Linked DNA regions of Homo sapiens: region 2 is linked to region 1. A link is an interaction called in ENCODE POLR2A ChIA-PET data of the cell type or tissue named here. Cell type or tissue: endothelial cell of umbilical vein. All regions are shown on one strand. Region 1 overlaps WDR12 (WD repeat domain 12). Region 2 overlaps ICA1L (islet cell autoantigen 1 like).

The links. Peaks named below come from ENCODE experiments on the same cell type or tissue, not always from the same donor. Only the 100,000 strongest peaks of a DNase experiment are listed, where the experiment ranks them.
Region 2: POLR2A ChIA-PET joins it to region 1 with 5 read pairs; 6 of 35 experiments call an interaction of 5 or more read pairs at or near these places.

What each region holds. Positions count from the first base shown.
Region 1 is chr2:202,902,800-202,906,799 of GRCh38, reverse strand. The region is part of intron 2 of WDR12 (WD repeat domain 12); the gene reads left to right. Among named protein-coding and RNA genes, the nearest start is that of WDR12, 6.9 kb to the left of the region's middle. In endothelial cell of umbilical vein, no CTCF peak of the experiment used is centred here; no DNase peak of the experiment used is centred here.
Region 2 is chr2:202,804,219-202,808,218 of GRCh38, reverse strand. The region is part of intron 9 of ICA1L (islet cell autoantigen 1 like); the gene reads left to right. Among named protein-coding and RNA genes, the nearest start is that of ICA1L, 66 kb to the left of the region's middle. In endothelial cell of umbilical vein, no CTCF peak of the experiment used is centred here; DNase peaks (open chromatin) are centred at 618 and 2,138.

The DNA.
Region 1 (4,000 bases):
TTTAAACATGAAACATTAAGTGATTCTCCTGCCTCATCCTCCAGAGTAGCTGGAATTACAGGTGCCCGCTACCATGCCTGGCTAATTTTTTGTACTTTTAGTAGAAACGGGGTTTCACCATTTGGCGAGGCTGGTCTCGAACTCCTGACCTCAGGTGATCCACCCTCCTGGGCCTCCCAAAGTGCTGGGATTACATGTGTGAGCCACCATGCCCAGCCAGAGGCAAGTGTATTTTTATGCAGATGTTTCCAATGCTGCAGAGCTCTTCTGACTCTACCGTAGTTGGAGGAATGAGGAGGTAAGAGTTATAAACTAATGTGTAGTATTTTCCCCATCTTCGTCTTCAAATAATCACATAATTTTTTTGTGAAATTTGAGGTGATGTTTTTGAGCAACTTTATTGGCTTGGGGTGGGGGAGGAGGGGACAGGGTTTGCAATCTTTTTATTGCTAGTTACAGTTCAATATTCAATATTCAAGGATATTTACATAGCATTTCCTGTTGCTCCTTGTTTTTGTTTTCATCATGGATATATAGAGATTCTGATGCATAGTTACCTTTATAAATTTCAAAACTGTTATATAGTCTATTTGTTGAACAAGTCTTTGAACTAGAATAAGAAATATTCTTTTTAATTTTTGTAGGTACGTGGTAGGTGTATCTATGGGGTACATTAGATATTTTGATACAGGCATATAAGGTGTAATAATCACATCAGGGTAAATGAGGTATCCATCACCTCAAGCATTTATCCTTTGTGTTACAAACAATCCAATTATACTCTTCGTTGTTTTTAAATGTATAATTAAATTATTGACTATAGTCATCCAGTTGTGCTATCAAATACAAGATCTTATTTATTCTTTCAATTCTTTTGTACCCATTAACCATCCATTTCCACTTGCCTCTCACTTCCCCCACTACCCTTCTCAGTGTCTGGTAACTCTCCTTCTACTCTGTATCTCCATGAGTTCAATGTTTTAATTTTTAGCTCCCACAAATAAGTGAGAATATGCAAAGTTTGTTTTCTGTGCCTGGCTTATTTCACTGAACATAATGACCTCCAATTCTACCCATGTTGTTGTAAATGACAGGATCTCATTCTTTTTTATGGCTGAATAGTACTCCATTGTGTAGAAGTATTGATTTCCTGATTTCTCTACTTTTGAGTATATACCTAGCAGTGCTATTGCTGGATCATATGGTAGCTCTATTTTTAGTTTTTTGAGGAATCTCCAAACTGTTCTCCATAGTAGTTGTACTAATTGACATCCCCACCAAGGTTTATGAGGGGTCCCTTTTCTCCATATCCTCACCAGCATTTTTTATGGCGTGACTTTCAGATAAAAGCCATTTTGGCCTGGCGTGGTGGCCCACGCCTGTAATCCCAGCACTTTGGGAGGCCAAGGTGGGTGGATCATGAAGTCAAGAATTTGAGACCAGCCTGGGCAAAATAGTAAACCCCATCTCTACTACAAATACAAAAATTAGCCAGGCATGGTGGCAGGTGCCTGTAAACCCAGCTACTCAGGAGGCTGAAGCAGGAGAATTGCTTGAACCCGGGAGGCGGAAGTTGTAGTGAGCCGAGCTCGTGCCACTGCACTCCAACCTGGGTGACAGAGCAGGACTCCGTCTTGGGAGGGGTGGGGAAAAACGCCATTTTATCTGGGGTGAAATGATATCTCATTGTAGTTTTGATTTGTATTTCACTGATGATCAGTGATGGTGAGCACCCTTTCATTTACCTGTTTGCCATTTGAATTTTCTTTTGAGAAATGTATGTTCAAACCTTTTGCCCAATTTTTAATCAGATTATTAAATTTTTACCTACAGAGCTTTTTGAGCTCCTTATATATTCTGGTTATTAATCCCTTGTCAGATGGGTAGTTGGCAAATAATTATTCCCATTCTGTGGGTTGTCTCTTCACTTTGTTAATTGTTTCCTTTGCTGTGCTTTTTAACCTGATGGGATCGCATTTGTCTATTTCTGCTTTGATTGCCTGTGCTTGTGTGGTATTACTCAAGAAATTTTTGCCCAGACCACTGCCCTGGGGAGTTTCCCCAATGTTTTCTTGTATTAGTTTCATAGTTCGAGGTCTTACAAATATTTAAGTCTTTAATCCCTTTTGTTTTGACTTTTGTATGTGGCAAGAGATAGGGGTCTAGTTTCATTTTTTTTGCATATGGATACCCAGTTTTTCCAGCACCATTATTGAAGAGACTGGCTGTTCCCCAGTGTAGGTTTGAGTTCACTGTAGATGTGTGGATTTGTTTTGGCTTCTCTATTCTGTTCCATTGGTGTATGTGTCTGTTTTTATGCCAGTACCATGCTGTTTTGGTTACTATAGCTCTGTAGTATAATTTGAAGTCAGGTAATGTGATTCCTCCAAGTTTGTTCTTTTTGCTTAAGGTAGCTTTGGCTATTCTGGTTCTTTTGTGGTTCCATGTAAATTTTAGGATTTTTTTTTTTCTGTGAAGAATGTCATTGGTATTTTGATAAGGATTGCATTGAATCTGTAGGTTGCTTTGGGTACTATGGACATTTTAACAATATTAAATTCTTCCAATCCATGATCCTGGAATATCTTTCCATTTTTTTGTGTCCTCTTCAATTTCTTTTTTTCTTTTTCTTTTCTTTTTTTTTTTTTTTTTTTTTTTTTTGAGACAGAGTTTCACTCTTGTTGCCCAGGTTGGAGTGCAATTGCGTAATCTCACCTCATGGCGACCTCCACCTCCCGGTTTCAAGCGATTCTCCTGCCTCAGCCTCCTGAGTAGCTGGGATTACAGGTGCCTGCCACCACGCCCAGCTAATTTTTGTATTTTTAGTACAGCCTTGGTTTCACCATGTTGGCCAGGCTGGTCACGAGCTCCTGACCTCAGGTGATCCACCCGTCTCAGCCTCCCAAAGTTCTGGGATTACAGGCATGAGCCACTGCACCCAGCCCTCTTCAATGTCTTTCATCGATGTTTTATAGTTTTTGTTGTAGAGATCTTTCACTTCTTTGGTTAATTCCTAGGTATTTTATTTGTGGCTACTGTAAGTAGAAATACTTTCTTGATTTCTTTTTCTGATTGTTCGCTGTTAGCATATAGAAATGCTACTGATTTTTGTATCATGCAACTTTACTGAATTTATCAGTCCTAATTGGTTTTTGGTAAAATAAAGATTATATCAAATATAACGTTATATCATTGATTTTTCCAAATATAAGATCAAATCATCTGCAAACAAGGATAATGTGACATCTTCCTCTCCAATTTGGATGCCCTTCCTCCCTCCCTCCCTCCCTCCCTCACTTCCTTCCTTCCTTCCTTCCTTCCTTCCTTCCTTCCTTCCTTCCTTCCTTCCTTCCATCTGATTGCTCTAGCTAGGACTTCCATTGCTGTGTTGAATAACAGTGGTAAAAGTGGGCATCCTTATCATGTTCCAGATGTTAGAGGAAAGGCTTTCAGTTTTTTCCCCATTTAGTATGGGGGTCTATTATATATGAATTTTATTATGTTGAAGTATGTTTTTCTATACCCAGTTTTTTGAGGGCTTTTATCATGAAAGGATGTTGAATTTTATCAAATGCTTTTTCAGCATCAATTGAAATGATCATATGCTTTTTGTCCTTCATTCTGTTGATATGATGTATATATTAGGGTTCTTTAGAGGGACAGGACTAATAGAATAGATGTATATATGAAAGAGAGATTTTTTGTTTTTTTGGTTTTTTTTGAGACGGAGTCTTGCTCTGTCGCCCAGGCTGGAGTGCAGTGGCACGATCTCGGCTCACTGCAACCTCCACCTCCCGGGTTCAAGCAATTCTCCTGCTTCAGCCTCCCGAGTAGCTGGGATTACAGGCGCGTGCCACCACACCCGGCTGGCTAATTTTTGTAGTTTTAGTAGAGACGGGGTTTCACCATGCTGGTCAGGCTGGTCTTGAACTCTTGGCCTCCCAAAGTACTGGGATTACAGGTGTGAGCCACTGCGCACAGCCGAGAGGGAGTTTATTAA
Region 2 (4,000 bases), 99 kb after region 1:
GGTCCAGAAATGCCATCCAGAAGCCAAGGGCTAGAACTGACTACCCCAGGTGACTTCTTGGTTCTCTACCCCACTGTGGCCAAGCTGGTGCCCAAGCTGCAATAAAAAGTTCCTTTACTCTTTCCTCTCCTTACCTCAGGCAGAGGAAGTCTCTCCCTGTGGGCACCATAGCTTAGAATGCACTGGGTCACACCTGAAGCCGGCACAGCCCTGGGTCTTACCCAAGTCCCATGGTGAGTACTGCCTGGGTGCTGCTGATGTTTATTCAGGGCCCAGGGTCTCTTAGTCATCAGATGATAAATCCTTCCAGGACTGGGTCCTTCCCTTTAGGGCAGTGCATTCCCTTCTGGCCCTGGGTATGTCTAAAAATGTGATCTGGGAGCTAGGGCTTGGAATGAGGGCCTTGGGACTCTACCTTGTCCCCTATCCTACTGTGGCTGAGCTGGTATCCAAGTTGCAAGACAAAGTCCCCTTTACTCTCCTTTCTCCTCTCCTCAAGCAGAAAGGAGTTTCTCCTGGAGCTGTAAGCTGCACTGCCTGGGATTGGAGGAGGGGTGATGTAAGCACTTCCTTGGCTGGCTGGCTGGCTGGTATCTCACTAGGTCACATGTACCCTAACTCCACTGGCTCCAAGCCCAGCACAACACCAGGGCTTGCCCAGGAATTGCAGTACTTGTGGCCTAGACTGCCTTTCAAGTTTATTTGGAACCCCAGAGTGCTTTAGCTTGCCATGGTGGGGCTTGCTGGAACTCAGATTCTGACCAGTGGGATGGGTGGTTCCCCTCTGGCTGGGGCTGGTCTAACTGCCCCCTCTGTGAGTACTGGCTGAATTCTGCCCCATGTTGCTTTCAGCTGTGGCAGGCAGCACTGAGTTCTAATGCAAAGTCCCACAATCACTGCACTCTCCCTCCCACAAGTACAGATTCTCTCTCCACACCATGTGGCCACTGCCAAGAGATGGTGGAATGGTGGTGTTGGCAATTCAAGACTGTCTTTCCTATCTTCTTCAGTGCCTCTTTCAGTGATACGTAGTTAAAACCAGGTACTGTGATCTCTCACCCGATGTTTGGTTGTTATGAAGGTTCTTTCTTGTATGGATAATTGTTCAATTTGTTGTTCCTGTGGGGTACAGGGGGGAAATGATGGCTGGAGAGTTCTATTAAGCCAGCTTGCCCTGCCTCCTCTCCCCAAAGATAGGTGCTTTTAAACGCAAAAGTCCAGTTTATAGGGTTGCATGATTAAGTTTTGAGTTTTCCCTCATACTGAAATTTGTGTTATCTTTAAAAAATAAATACATGTTATATATACAGTCGACATATATTTGAACCACTGTGGTAAGGAAGAGTACAGGCTTTGAAAACAGAAAAATCTGAGTTTGGATCCTGGCTTTTTAAAACATCATTTATGGCTCTCTCAGTTGTCTCATCTGAAATAGGAGTTATTTATGCCTATCTTACCAGGGACATTAGGGATAGAGGTAATATTGAGAAACTCCATAGCACATAGTAGGTGACCAATAAATAAAAGAAAAAATATTTTCTTTTTTTTACCTTTTCTTCTTTTTTTTTTTTTGAGACAGAGTCTCACTCCTGTCAGCCACGTCGGAGTGCAGTGGTGCAATCATGGCTCACTGCAGCCTTGACTTCCCAGGTTCAGGTGATCCTCCCACCTCAGCCTCCCGAGTAGCTGGGACTATAGGTGTGTGCTACCTCACCCAGCTATTTTTTGTATTTTTTTTGGAGACTGGGTTTCGCCATATTGCCCAGGCTGATCTCAAACTCCTGGGCTCAAAGCAATCCGCCTTCGGAAGGATTTGATAAATTCTTCCAGGACTGGGTCCTTCCCTTTAAGGGCAGCGCATTCCCTTCTGGCCCTGGGTATGTCTAAAAATGTGATCTGGGAGCTAGGGCTTGGAATGAGGGCCTTGGGACTCTACCTTGTCCCCTATCCTACTGTGGCTGAGCTGGTATCCAAGTTGCAAGACAAAGTCCCCTTTACTCTCCTTTCTCCCCTCCTCAAGCGGAAAGGAGTTTCCCCTGGAGCTGTAAGCTGCACTGCCTGGGATTGGAGGAGGGGTGATGTAAGCACTTCCTTGGCTGGCTGGCTGGCTGGAGCTTTCGGCTCAGCCTCCCGAAGTGCTGGGATTACAGGCGTGAGCCACAGTGCCTGGCCGAGGTATTTTCAAGTACACACATAAATAGATCATACGGATAAAAGAAACAATGTAAGAGACCGTTGTAATCATGAACTCGTATACCTAACCTAGCTTCAAAATGTGTTCAAAAGGTTAACTAATTACATTTGCGTATGATCCTATACCCCACAAATACAGAACTTTTTTTTAAGTCACAAAGGAAATATAACGAACATTGCCGTAGTCTCAACATCTATTCATGCTATTATTTTATCTTTTAAATTTTGCCATGTCAGTAGTTATCTCCCCTTTTAAATTTCAGATATTCATTTGTTCCTTCTCCCTTTTTTCTTGATTAATCTTGCCAATGGTTTATTATTATTATTCTTTTAGCAAACCAACTTTTGGCTTTGTTAATCCTCTCTATTGAATATTTTTGGTTTTATAAATTTTAGTTCCTATATTTATTATTTTCTTCTCTTTACTTTGATGTTTTTCTTTCTGGTTTGTTGTTGTTGTTGTTGTCTTGCTTTGTTGCCAAGGTTGGTCTTGAACTCCTGGCCTCAAGTGATCTCCTGCCTCAGCCTGCTCAAGTGCTGGGATTACAGATGTGAGCCACCATGCCCAGCCATCTTTCTTTCTTTCTTTCTTTAAGGCTATATTCCCTCAAAATTTTAATTTTCCTATATCTTACAAGTTTTCTTTTAAAACAGCTTTATCAAGATATACTTTATGTATTATGAAACTCACTCATTTCAAGTGTATAAGTCAGTGATTTTTAATTTATTACTGAGTGGCACTACCATTTCCATTAATCAATTTTAGAACATTTTCATCCCCTCAGTAAGCTCTCTTATGCCCATTTGCAATAATCCCTGTTCCCACCCCTAGCTAACCACTACTGTACTTTTTGTCTGTATGAATTTGTATTTTCTGGACATTTGTAAGTAGAATCATCTAATATGTGGTCTTGTCATGTCTAGCTTCTTTCACTTCATTTAATGCTTTTGAGGTTCATCCATGATGGGGCTTGTATCAGGATTTCCTTCCTTTTTATTAATGAATCCATTGTATGAAGGTCCATACATTTTGATATATAGTATTTTCATTATCATTCAATTTCAGTTATTTAAAAATTTTCATTCCATCTTCCATGACTCATGACCATGAGTGATTTGGAAGTGTGTTTCTGAAATTGCCAAATTATGGAAATAGAAAAATTCATCTTTTTGTTATTGATTTTAACCAAGTTGCATCACGGTCAGAGAATGTGTTCTTATGACACTAATTATTTGAATTATTGGAACTTTTTCTTTAGGGAATAACAAAGTAGCCAAGTTTTGTAAATGTTTCATGTTGCTTGAGAAGAATGTATACTCAAACTGTTGAATGCAGGAGCCGGTTATATCTGTTAAATCAAGCTTGTTATTTGTGTTGCTCTACGTCTTCTATATCTTTACTAATTTTTGTTTACGTGTTGAGAAATGTGTTTTAAAATCTTCCACTGTTAAATTGGATTTTCAACTTTGTCCTGTAGTCTTTTACTTGATGTATTTTGAGGATCTGGGGGTAGGGGGTGTTAGGAATGTTTGTTTCTTGGTGCCACAAAGAAACAGCATTTGAACATAAATTTAATTTTCTTAGTAAGACAATTTTTACTTTTTGTAGAAAGGGTGCTCATCGCAGATGGAACAATGGTGAGAGCACACCTGAACAAAGGGAGGAAGTAATTTTTATCCCTTACACAGCTTGTCCCTGCTACTGTGTCCTGTCTCCATTGGCTGGAGCCAGACCTCACAATCTAAACTGAACCCGATTGGCTAACGGTTTAAAATTTTTCTAAATAGGTAAAGGCAAGGGAGAATA